Regions from separate parts of the Homo sapiens genome. Here region 2 is linked to region 1. The links are chromatin loops, found by intact Hi-C in ENCODE. Cell type or tissue: mammary epithelial cell. All regions are shown on one strand. Each heading gives the region's core, and the rest is flanking DNA. Links, peaks and the distances in the headings are about the cores only.

Region 1 (6,309 bases), core at 421-5,420:
CTCTCGGCTTTCCTCCTGGCATGCCTCTGCCTCCGTGGGTCTCTCTCAGCCGCCTGTCCGGCTCCCAATCCACCATGCACACTCACGGAAGTCTGGGGAAAAGCGGAGTGCGTCTGAGCGGGGGGAGGGTTCTCGTGTGCCCAGAGCCCCTGAGGACTCTGAACTCTCCTGCCAGTCCACACTCAGCCTTTCCCAATTCTACACCTCCAGGTGATTTCCTACTCCCATCTAAGAGGGCTCCCCTTTTCTCCCCGCCACTCTGCCAGAGACAAAAGCAGCCGTGGGGCCTGTCCCTCCTCAGATGGGCTTGCCACTTTTCAGTAACACTTCAGTTCATTATACTACTTTCTGTCCTCAGCTCCATGGTGGCCTTAAAATAGCTATGATACTGTAGATACCTGAATTGTTCTCATTTTTAGGGTGGAAGTGACATTCTTGTCATTTTCTGTGTGCTAAGCAGAAGCAGAAGAAATCTTAACTCCAAATTTCACATATATGATTAAATTTACAGGCAGAAGGAGGTGAGGACAGAAGGAAAGCTGACAAAAGACTACGAGGCAAATCTAATTACAGAAACATAATCAAAGGGAAGCCAGGTATGGAATCAAAAGATAAGAAAACTATTTTTTTATCATGACTTTGATCACAAAAGTAGAATGATGCAAAAGCTATGAACACAGAAATGAGAAATTCAGAACTTGCCCTAGAGACAGAAAAAAGCAATTATGAACTATGTTCTTCCTGCAAAGAGAAAATCCGCAAGGGAATCTGAACGCTTCATACAGGGAAGCTCGTGGACCTTCGACACTGAAGAACTGTAAGAGGAAGAATGAAAGATTTCTATTAACAGATTAGGTAGCAGGAATGTTAACAACTAAGGTCATTGAGAGAGGAGGTATCAGGTGGTACTAAAATGCTTACATTTCTTTAAATCATGCTCTAAACAATGTATCACTTTGTGGTATGCTGTATTTAGAAAATATACTACTGCTACATTTTATTATTTTAGAAAGTTGAGTTTTTATTGAAAAAAACCCAGCTTATTTGTTTAGAACCCATTACTCCTGCCAATGCACCACCACCTTTTCTAAAAGGCAAGCCTGGGAGGAGGTAATTTCACTCTTGCATGCAAATCTTGGCATATAAGCCCACAAAATGATGACAAATCTTCTGAACAACTGATAGAAAGGCAAACACACAGATGTGCAGTGATAACCAGAAGAGAACATTGAAGCCACCGTGGCCTCTCAACAAAGTCTGTTGACGGGAGCTGTATGCAGAAAGTGCATCTCTCCAGAACGCACAGCCACTCAAATTGAGAGTGGGTCCTTCAGACCCAGCACTATTTTGAAACATGCTTGGGCGGTGAATTCACTTGGAGTGGGAGATGATCGCTTCTCAAGGTGTTACGTAATTCATCTCTGATTCCCCATTTCTTGATGTGAGCTCGGTGGAAAAAATTAAGTGGGTGACTTAACATCCCCTCAGCAGCTGGGGTGTGGCTCCATGGCGGTGGCGGGGTGCGGGGGAGAATGCCCAGTCCTGTCCTAGGAAGGGTGAAGGAGCACCAGCTGCAGAATGAGGCTCCATTCATCCCTTGCCCAGTGTGGAGTCAATCAAGATGTCCTGCACCTGCCCCTGAAGCCCATGACAGAACTAAGCCTGGAGGAGAGAAAGGATTTGCCCCCCCGGTGAACAAACTCTCAGCGCTTGGCTATTCTGGTGTTAAGTTGTGGCCAATATCTCCAAGACGAACTCCAGCACAGTTCTTATTGCTTATAAGAAGGAGATTTGCTGAAAGAGCTCGGCTGTATGCTCCCTTGAGCTGAATGGTTCGAGAGCTGATATAAGATATAAGCAGTCGTGGAGACTCAACGGAGGATGAGGTACATTTGAATCTTCACCAGACCAGCAGCTGTATGGGGAGATGGCAGGAGAACACTAGACATCTGCCCCAAGGAAAAACTCACACCAACAGACAGCAGTGCAGTCAACCAACAGACAGCAGTGCAGTCTGAGCTGGGAGGCTCACACCAACAGACACCAGTGCGGTCAACACCGCAGAGGCAGCTGTGAACACGTATGTCTAAGTCCAAATCCCTGAATGTGTTCACTGTGGACTTTGGGCACAGGGATGGTCTAAGAGTGGTTGGTTTTTACTCATCTGATAAAGCTCCTATTTGCTGCACCATAGACTGGCATTTATAAGGAGGAGAGTCCAGTGGACGACGTGTCCAGGCTGCAACTCAACAGATATTCACTGTGCCTCAGAGCGGGGATCTGCTCTTATCTCTTTCATCTACATTAACTAACCTAACCCCATGTTCCTGAAAGGGGGCTCTGGGGCCAGATCTTGCAGGTCTTCGACACGTGGTGACATGTGTAAGAAGTCCTGGGCAACTAGGATCAGAGTGGAACTAATAGGAGCCACGTGCTGTTTGAGCAGAGATACTTGCTTTTGAAAGTGATTAATAAGGCTTGATAGAGGAGGAGTCCATTCCAAAGTTAAACATGTGATTTCCCTACAATTTATTAATCCAGAACAACTTTGGCTCTTGGAATAACATGACTTCTTTTTGTTTGAGACAGGGTCTGGCTCTGTCGCGCAGGCTGAAGTGCAGTGGTGTGATCTCGGCTCACGGCAACCTCCACCTCCTGGCTCAAGCCATCCTCTCACCTCAGCCTCCCAAGTATCTGGGACTACAGGCATATGCCACCAAACTCGGCTAATGTTTAGATTTTTTGTAGAGACAGGGTTCCGCCATGTTGTCCAGGCTGGTGTCAAACTCCTGGCCTCAAATGATCTGCCTGTCTTGGCCTCCCAAAGTGCTGGGATTCCAGGTGTGAGCCACTGGGCTCAGCCACATGACTGCTTTTAAAAATGACTTCACGTGATGAAATAAAGTTCCTGCTGGAAGTCAGAATACTCCACCATGGAAATAATGACTCTACAAAAATTGTCCTTAAGCAGCTTTTTATTAGAAATAGGGTCATTTAAGAACCATCTATTCAAAATGTTTAGAAGTTGCTGGAGACTTTATTTGGGACAAAAGCGACTGCTTCATAGACATTTCCAACCAATACTTCCCAGCTTAACATGGTGGAAGGAGCACAGATTTTGAGGCCAGCTGGATCCGTGTTCTAGGGCTTGGGTGAGGGGCTTCACCTCCACCAGCTTAACCTCCTTAATCTAAAAATGGGAATACAACCACTGTGAGGAACAGGTTATTGGCACGATTAAATAAGATATGTTACAATGCGTCCAACATGTTATTAATTAATATGGCTTCCCTCTTCCTCCTCCTTTCACTGCAAAAACCTTTGTATTTCCAGACTCCTCAGCTAACAGTCTCAAAACTAAAACAATATGAAGAATATTAGCACTTATCATTTTGAAATTTATTAAAACATAAATGACCCCATGGCTTGAAGAGTGAAACATTTTTTTCAGTAAAAAATGCGTAAGTCTCATCTTCCAGTGTAAAATGTGGTGTTAAAATTGTCTACCCATAGGTGGTGCTGTTTACATAGTTCTTGAATGGCTGTGGCTTTCAAATGAAATGCAGTCATGGGCTAGACACGGGTGTTTCTGTCAATGATGGACCACATAGATGTCTGTGGTCCCACAAAATTATAATACTGTATTTTTATGGTATCTTTTCTATGTTTAGATACACCAATATTTAACACTGTGTTACCACTGCCTGCAGTATTCCCTATAGTCATGTGCTGTACAGGTCTGTAGCCCAGGAGCAGCAGGCTAGACCATCAGGCTGGACCATGAAGGTTTCTGTAAACACACACTCCATGATGTTCACACAATGAGAAAACACCTAACAATGCATTTCTCAGAATGTGCCTGTCATTAAGTGATGCCTGATCGTATACAATATCCTTCCATCCATTCAACAAATAGTTATTGAGCACTCATGTTCACCAAGTGCTGTGTAAAGTACTAGAGATACAAAGAATAAGAATGGCACGGCCTGGGCCTCCAGAGCCTAAGGGAGGGCAAGCGGTGTGTGCAGCATGGTGAAGGGAGGAGAGCTACAGAGTCACAGATAAAGTTAACAGGCAGTTACGACACCATCTGAAAAGCACTGCTCTCAGACTAGAGAGCCAGGGGAGGCTCCCAGAAAAAGGGGATCCTGAGTTGGGTCTCGAAGGATGAGCTGGAGTTCATCAAAAACAGTCACCTTCCCTGCCCCCACCCCCAGTTCCAGATACATCCACCTGTCACTTGGGAGAGGGGAAAACCCCTCCTCCTCCTAGGTGCTAGAAGGTGTTTGCCTTAGAACAATTCATTAAGCTACGAATTTGCTTGTGTGGTTTTCTGCATCTGTGCTTTATTTTATAGTAAAGTAAAAAGAATTTTCTAAATATGTTATCTTCTTACTTAGATCGGCATGTCTTTAATTAGGTCTGGGCTTGATTGCCTATTCATGAGTTAAGGGCCACTGGTATTTCCTTCTCAGTGAGCGCCTGTGCAGACCCTTTACCATTTTTCTATTCCGTGGATTATCTTGTTCTCCCATTTGTGAGTCCTTTGGGAATTAAGCAAAGCAGCCCTGCAGGCATTGTGCCACTGACATTTGTTAGGAGAATGAGTCTTTCTGTGCTGCTCCTTCCCACTCCCTGCCATGCCTTGGACTACGTTCTGTACACAGCAGGTGCTCCATAAGTCCAGCACAGCAGTGAAACTGAAAGAGCAAGGTGAGAACAATTTTCAGAATTTCTGATTCCTCGCTTTTCAGGCTGGGATAAAGACAGAAACAGGCGCTGGGGAATTCCAAGACATCCCCAAGAAAAAAAGCCCTGCAAGCAGGGGAGTGGGAGGGACACAAGTGTGCAGGCCTCAACTCCAACAGTCTGGGATGCAGACATGACACTCACAGCTGCCACTGTGGCGAGCCGACCGCAGACCAGCTCTGCACTGAGGCTCCTATGCATGGGATCTTAGGCACCCTGTGAGGCAGGTACCACTTTTACTGCTACTGAGGAAAACCCCAAAGAGATTAAGTCACTTGTTCACAATGACAAAGCAAAGCAGCAGAGCTGGGATTAACACTTGGCTGTGGCAATAAAGGCCCATCATTTTAACCTTCTTTTGTTATAGTGATCAGGGCAAAAAGATTCATTCGACTAATGCTTGTTGAGCACCTACTGTGTGCTGGGCATTGTTCTAGATGGTGGCCTGGTCTGAGTGGATTAGTGAAACTTGTTTGGTACTTAAACGTCCAACTGAAGTACTTCGGGCTGGAAACATGATGAACCACATCTAAAATAACATTGCAAGAGTGCATTTATTCACACAAAGACATGCTCATTTAGCAAATGAAGAAGGGATCACAAAATATGCACAAGAATGGCATTTATGTCAAAATTATACACTACACTCATACAGCACCCTGCAAATAAAAGTCCACGTGGAAATGTAATGACTGTTGGCTGTGAGTTCGCTGAGTGGTGAGACTGCAGGTGATTGTTGTTTCTTCTTTTTAGTGCATCTAGATTTTTTTTTTTTTTTTTTTGAGGAAGGGTCTCATTCCCATTGCTCAGTCCGGAGTACAGTGGTATGATCGCAGCTCACTGTAGTCTCAGCCTCCCAGGCTCGAGCAATCCTCCCACATCAGCCTCTCAAGTAGGTGGGACTACAGGTATGTGCCAACACGCTCAGCTAATTTTTGTATTTTTTGTAGAGATGGGGTCTTGCCATGTTGTCCAGGCTGGTCTTGAATTCCTGGGCTCAAGTGATCCACCCGCTTCGGCCTGCTGAAGTGCTAGGATTACAGGAGTGGGCCACCACGCCCGGCCTAGATTTTCTAAAACAAGTTACTTGTATAATAAATAAATGGCCTCAAAAAAGGAAAAAAGTTGTGCTGGGGAAAAGTGCGCAATGTGTTGGAGAGGCATGCGTGTCAGGGCACAAAAGGGAATGAGGAGCTGGTGGATGAAGGGCCCAGAGCCCCAGCCAAGGAGTACTGTTGAGCCGACGGCAGCAGTGATGCTATCGTAAAGGAAAAACAACTTTGCGCCCTGAAGAGCCCTGAGATGAAATAGTCACCAAATGCTAGAGCTTTAGAAAGGACAGGCGCTCAAGGTGTCCAGCCCAGTGGTTCTCGACCTGACAGCTGTACTACGGGGCTGTCTGATCCCGGGGTTGAGGGGGCACAACACAAAAGGGCACCACACCTAACATGCCAACGTCTTCACTATTTTGAGGTGGGTTTTTTTTTTTTCATGTTTGTTGACTCCAAAGATGGGCAGTTTATATCAAACTTGTCCAACCCACAGCCCACAGGCCACATG
Region 2 (6,309 bases), core at 778-5,777, 500 kb after region 1:
CTGCCGGCTGTGCCTCTTTCTGCAGGGTGTGCAGAGCTTCCCACCCTCACACTCCACCCGTCATTCATGCAAAACTTACTCTTCAAGAAGGAACCAATGAGCAGATTCTCCCCTCAGTGTCTAGTCCATGAAGAGTGTTTGCACTTTAGCCCATACACAAAATTTTAGCCCAGAGAAGCAGCTCATCCCAAACATGGGCTTTGAAATCTGCAGAACCTGAAGTATAATCCGGACCCCCTACCTTCCCCTATCATCTGTGACCCCCGCGCAAGTTTCTTGATGCGCAGGGTGTTGGTTTTCTCATCTGCAAAATGGAATAACCCCAGGAGGTTGCTGCGGTAATAGATGTAAATCTGGCACAGTGCCTGGGACACAGTAGCTATCCAATGGTTGGTTCCCACTGTGACTGGCTGAGCGATGTCAGTCAGCCCAAGATCTGGACTAATGGCAGACTGGAGGCACATTCTGAGTTGCGGGGGTTTCTGTGGGTGGTGAAATATTCCCCTCAGCCGCGTGGCTTCAACATGTGGACCTCCTGTCCATACCCAACTGTCACATTCTCCGTGCCTTTCCCAGACTTGGCACGTATCTCAAACGGAAAATATTTGGTGACTGACTTTATACATACATATATATATTTCATTATGAGCTACCATCCAGCAAGCACCTGTGAATTTCTTGGCTTTAAGTTTTCAAGCAACTCTAAACAAACCCTCCCCTAAATGCATCTGCAAATGACAACTTATTGAGCAGCAAGAGATGGCAGTTACGATTGTGTGCCACCCCAACCAGCCTAGTTTTGGAAATAATAACCCTAGCTGGCACCAGGAAATAATACGCTAGCACCGGAAGATGTTGTCAGGTGAATCCTGAAATGCGTCTAGAAAAACAGTTCTTGCTTTCTCATACAAAAATTAAAATGTTTGTTTTATTTTGGTCATCGACAATTGTCAAAACAACTAGCATTGGGCTAATGTTATCTAATATAAGTGTTGACACCATTAAGGCTGCAGTATAATTAGTCAGGAAATGTAGTCATAACACTCCTTGGATTTTCAAAGGACCAGAATGGGTGTTTTTGAAAAGTTGTATCGGGGGAAAAAGGAAAAAGGAATTGTATTTCCTGCTTTGCGCTTGCGTGATGAGTATCAGCCTAGATCAGACTCAGGGTGGTTAATAACCTCCTTCCCTTCTTACAGCCCTGCTCTTAAAAAGCAGGTGCTACGACAGAAACCCCGACACACTGCAGGCTGTCACCAAGGTGGTGCTTTACATAAAAGCGCTTTACAGTGTTATTTTGCAAGACTTGAGCCCTGAGTGGATACTGAGTGTGGAGCAGCCTGGTTTTGTACATTTTTGCCACATGTTGAGATGCCATGGGAGCTGGTGACTCACGCGCCACCGACGTTCACAAAAGCTCCCGGCTCGGAGCAGAGCATTGAAGGGAAGGGTCTGGCTGCTTGGCGTATGTTAACCAGGCTGGGTACTGAGCGTCTTAAAAGCCAAGCCACGTTTGCCTTTCAACTTTACTTTGTGGTGACGAAAGAGGAGGTCTCTTTCTTCAGGGGCTTACTCAGCGCTGCTGGATCTGAAGATGCCCGGGAGGAGGGTGAGGGGTGAAAAGGGCATCCTAAGGCAGGATGGGACACAGCGGCCTCTCCAGCTTAACTCAGTATTCTCTGAGGCACAGAATACTGGAGATCTGAGACCCCTGAGGTGCAAGCCCTCCCCTCAAGGATCTAAGCAGGTGGTGGGCTGCCGCTGGCTTCTCCCCACAGCTGGTGGGGGGCAGAAGCCCTGTTCCACAGGCGACAAGTGTGGGTCCCAGCCATCATGTTTAGCCAATGGTCTTGTCCGTGTTTTCTCCCCAAAAACGCTTTGAGTTAGTGATGACGTCCACTGATTCACCCAGCACTTACTTGAGCATCTCATGCGCTGGGCACCACACTAGGCTCTGGGGCCAAATGACACAGGGTGCTTGTCGGCGAGGAGCTTGTGGAGGAACAGGATGGCCTCCTGGGCCGAGCTGTGTCCAAGCTAGCTCTTAATATATGCTCCACTTTCCTAATCTTAATGGAAAATAGGCTGGATGGACTTTTAATCTCCACTTTATACAAAATTGTGGATTACCTGTATGTTCTTAGTCTGACTTATTTTTTTCCCCTCGTAGGGGTTCATTTCTGTTACCAAACAACAGAGAAGTTGAGTGTCTGATTTTCCCCCAACAATGCAAGTACTTGAAAGCTCGCCTCAGGAAGCTAGGATCACCTTCATGTTTGTAGATACTACATTTCCAGTTTTCTAACATCCTGAGATCTCCCAAATGAGTGATGCAGTTACAAGAGGGGACCTAGGCATCATAGCTTTGGGGTGACCCATAAGTGACAGTGAAGTCCCTGTTTCCTTTGCTGCAACTGAAGCCTGTTATGATATTGGTGTACGGAACTAGTCCCGCTTCCCAGTACTGGTTTGCAAACATCTATTTTTAAAGTGATGACATTTTAAAAACCACCTCTTATTCCCATTTGGGGTTCAGTTGACTGTCAGCAGTAACCGAGAAAAATCACGCCAGCCACACGTACTTCAGTATCTTAAATGGGCAGTTCACAAGGCAGTTGGAGGATCTGTGTTCATTGATGGGCCACATCTGAGTGTAGAATCTTATGTTTCTGTTTCATTCCTGTGACAAGTTTTGTTGACTGCCCCAGCTGCCTGTGGCCAAAGCAGCTAGGATCTTTGTTCATGAACATTTTAATGTTTAGAAATCCAAATGAAAAATAAACCTCCCTAAAACAAACAAAATGACTCCCATAGGCTTCAAATAATCCTCCAGGCTATCTCTAAGGAAGCCAGGATTTCCAGCAGCAATTAAATTGCATGATTGGATACAGGGAAAATGTTATAATTGCTCACAGGTAGCAATTTATTAGGATAGATGTTACTTATGACATGTGTCAAAAAGGTCAAAGTTTATACTTCCTTGGACATTAACCTAACCTTCGAAACTCTAAAAGTTACACTTTTTGGTCATTAATTTTTTTTTTACAAGCAGAGATTTTGACAATTAACCCAGTTAATAAAGGTCAAATTTCAATTTTTTCCAATTTCTGGAGCATTTAAATTATTCCTTTTTGAAAATGGGAAGATAGAGGATGATAAATAGTTATTAAATGAGTACAAGGATGTAGTTCTGCTGTCAGGGTGGTGATTATAAAACAGCTGATACTGGAAGAATAGAATTGCTGTGTATCTGATTGGAAGGAAAGTAGATTACAAGCAGAGGAAATAGAAAAATTAAGCCCAAATAATGTGTGCAGTTAGTAGGATAATGTGGGTATATGCGCTTGTTAAATCATCTCAGGATTCTAGTCATTCAATTATGTAGACTTCAGGCTTCAACTATTGAATCTGCACATTTTAAAATAAGTAATTTCTGCAAACTTGCAACAAAGTACAACTTGGGTTAAAAACCGTTTGTCGCCCACCAGGCAGCATCCCTCAGATGAATCTAAAGAGGGGCAAACAACAGTCAGCGCAGCCAAAGCCCGCTGGTAGGGAGGTCGGGACGCACTGGACCGCCCTTCCTCCACCCCACAGCCAGCACAGCCCCCAGACGGCCGGGGCAGCTGTGTGGGTGAGGAAGGGGGTTTTAGAACCTGTCATGTGTGGGAAATGGCAGAGAAAGTCCACACAGCCCTCCTCTGCCACTCCAGCAGTACAAACCAAGCCTCCCTGTCCACCCTGGTCAAAACCAAATGACCCACACGCCCTCCCTTTATCCCCGGGGAGCGCCCCTGGGAATTCCCGTATCCCTGCTCCGCTCGCGCCCCCTGGTGGCGGTGCCGCCCGCCGGGTGCCGCCCAGGGAGCTCTAAGTAGAGGCCTTGGGTTCCGTTCCACTGAGCAGGTACCTTCCTGGACCCGGCCAGACACTTGAGACAAGAGGTGGCTTTTTGTTTTTTGAGACAGGGTCTCACTCTGTTGACCAGGCTGAGTGCAGTGGTGTGATCTTGGCTCACTGCAGCCTCAACCTTCCAGGCTCAAGTGAACCTCCCACCTTAGCCTCCCGAGTAGCTGGGACTACAGGCGTGCACCGCCATGCCCAGCTAATTTTTTGGTTTTGTTTTGTTTTTTTGAGAGAGAGTCTCGCTCTGTCACCCAGGCTGGAATGCAGTGGTGCAATTTTGGCTCACTGCGACCTCCGCCTCCTGGGTTCAAGTGATTCTCTGCCTCAGGCTCCTGAGTAGCTGGGATTACAGGCGCCTGCCACCATTCCCGGCTAATTTTTGTATTTTTAGTAGGGGTTTCACTATGTTGGCCAGTCTGGTCTTGAACTCCTGACCTCGTGATCCGCCCACCTCAGCCTTCCAAAGTGCTGGGATTACAGGCTTGAGCCACCGCGCCCGGCCTTTCTTTTTTTTCTTTTCTTTTTTTTTTTTTTTTTGTAGAGACGGGGTCTTGTTACGTTGCCGGCCTCCACCTCTCAAAGTGCTGGGATTACAGGCGTGAGCTACCATGCCCGGCCAAGAGCTGGTTCGTTGTTCTTTGTTTGCATTGGGTACATTTGGGATTTCTTGCTCCTGTTTATTGCATAAATAAAGGCTTCTCCGTATAGATGTGCTCCACGTTAAATAACCAATATATAAAACAAGCTTGCGCTGCATCTATGTATTCAACAAGCACAAGGAGCCAGCACCTGCCTCCTCTGCCCCTGGCCTCTCGTCCAGCCCAGTTCTCTGTGTTTAAACTCAGCGGTGATGCCCCATGTCGCTGCACGGTGTAGTGCCCTTGCTGCACCGATTTTCTTTTGCAGGTGTCATTCGAGGCCCTGTGTATCGCCAGGGCTGTGTCCAGCCTGGCTCTGTGTTGTGGCTATTCCTTGCACATAGTAGGTGCCCAGAAAATGCTGAAGAAAAAAGAAAGTCCAGCCGGGCGCAGTGGCTCATGTCTATAATCCCAACACTTTGGGAGGATGAGGTGGGTGGATGACCTGAGGTCTGGAGTTTGAGACCAGCCTGACCAACATGGAGAAATCCCATCTCTACTAAACATACAAAATTAGCCAGGTGCGGTGGCACATACCTGTAATCCCAGCTACTCAGGAGGCTGAGGCAGAAAAATCACTTGAACCTCCGTGGTGGAGGTTGTGGTGAGCCAAGATCGCGCCACTGCACTCCAGCGTGGACAACAAAAGTGAAACTAAGTCTCAAAAAAAAACAAAAAAAAAAAAAAGAAAGTTCAAGCCACTTAGCTCAGCAAGAAGCCTTGAGGCTGTGAACTAAAAAGAAAAAAAAAGTCTTTAAAATTTTTGGGAAACTGTTAAGAATGGTGACTTTGACTATAATACTTTACTCTAACAATTCCATCAACATTATGCATGTGGACAGATGCTTGGAAGGATGGGAACACAGGGTGGTCACTTATTTTTAAGAAGGATATATCACTTTACCAAAGATTTGTAGTCAGGTGACAGAAATGGGGTTTGGTTTACACAAGTGTTAGCAACCAGTCCTGGAAACTCGTGCTGTGTGCCACAGATGTCACCTGCACAGGGATACCATGAAAAGGAAGAGACGGAGAGCAGCATTGGTGGCTCCTGAAATACCCCAGACGCTGCACACCATGTTAAACCTGAGCACCCTTGATGCTTTGAACCCTTCGTGGGTTAAAACAGGCTGTCATGCCTTAGCTAGGAAGCTGTTCAAAAAGGTGACTTTGACCTTGCATTTTCCTTCCTTTTAACCTTCACCATTCATACAGGGGCTGCTCCGAAGTCTGCAAGAAGCGACTTTCCTAGCTCCTTCCTCCTGGTGGTCTCTCCTCATACCATCTTCCCCTCCTCTTCCCTCTGGCTCCAGCCTGCCTGATATGGTGTGGCTGTGTTCCCACCCAAATCTCATCTTGAATTGTAGTTCCCATAATCCCCACGTGTCGTGGGAGGGACCTGGTGGGAGGTAACTTAATCATGGGGATGGTTACCCCCGTGCTGTTCACATGATAGTGAGTTCTCATGAGATCTGATGGTTTAATAAGGGGCTTCTCCCCCTTTTGCTTGGCACTTCTCCTTGCTGCTGCCATGTGAAGAAGGACGTGTTTGCTTCCCCTTCCACCATGATTGTAAGTTTCCTGAGGCCTCCCTAGCCCTACAGAACTGAGTCAATTAAACCTCTTTCCTTTATAAATAATTACCCAGTCTCGGTTATGTCCTTATAGCAGCATGGGAACAGACTAATTCACCGCCCTTCCAGTCTCCCCTTGTCCATCAATGCCATTATTAGTTACTGCATTGCTCATCTCCCTTTTCTGATAG

The links. Peaks named below come from ENCODE experiments on the same cell type or tissue, not always from the same donor. Only the 100,000 strongest peaks of a DNase experiment are listed, where the experiment ranks them.
Region 2: it touches region 1 in a loop (19-fold over the local background); 3 of 110 quality-filtered maps call a loop at or near these places.

What each region holds. Positions count from the first base shown.
Region 1 is chr14:99,882,754-99,889,062 of GRCh38, reverse strand. The region is part of intron 4 of EML1 (EMAP like 1); the gene reads right to left. Among named protein-coding and RNA genes, the nearest start is that of EML1, 92 kb to the right of the region's middle. RefSeq lists enhancers at 1-25, 26-679, 4,872-5,409. In mammary epithelial cell, for the core only: a CTCF peak has its summit at 3,515; no DNase peak of the experiment used is centred there.
Region 2 is chr14:99,386,939-99,393,247 of GRCh38, reverse strand. No RefSeq gene overlaps it. Among named protein-coding and RNA genes, the nearest start is that of SETD3, 91 kb to the left of the region's middle. In mammary epithelial cell, for the core only: a CTCF peak has its summit at 3,833 (motif pointing left); no DNase peak of the experiment used is centred there.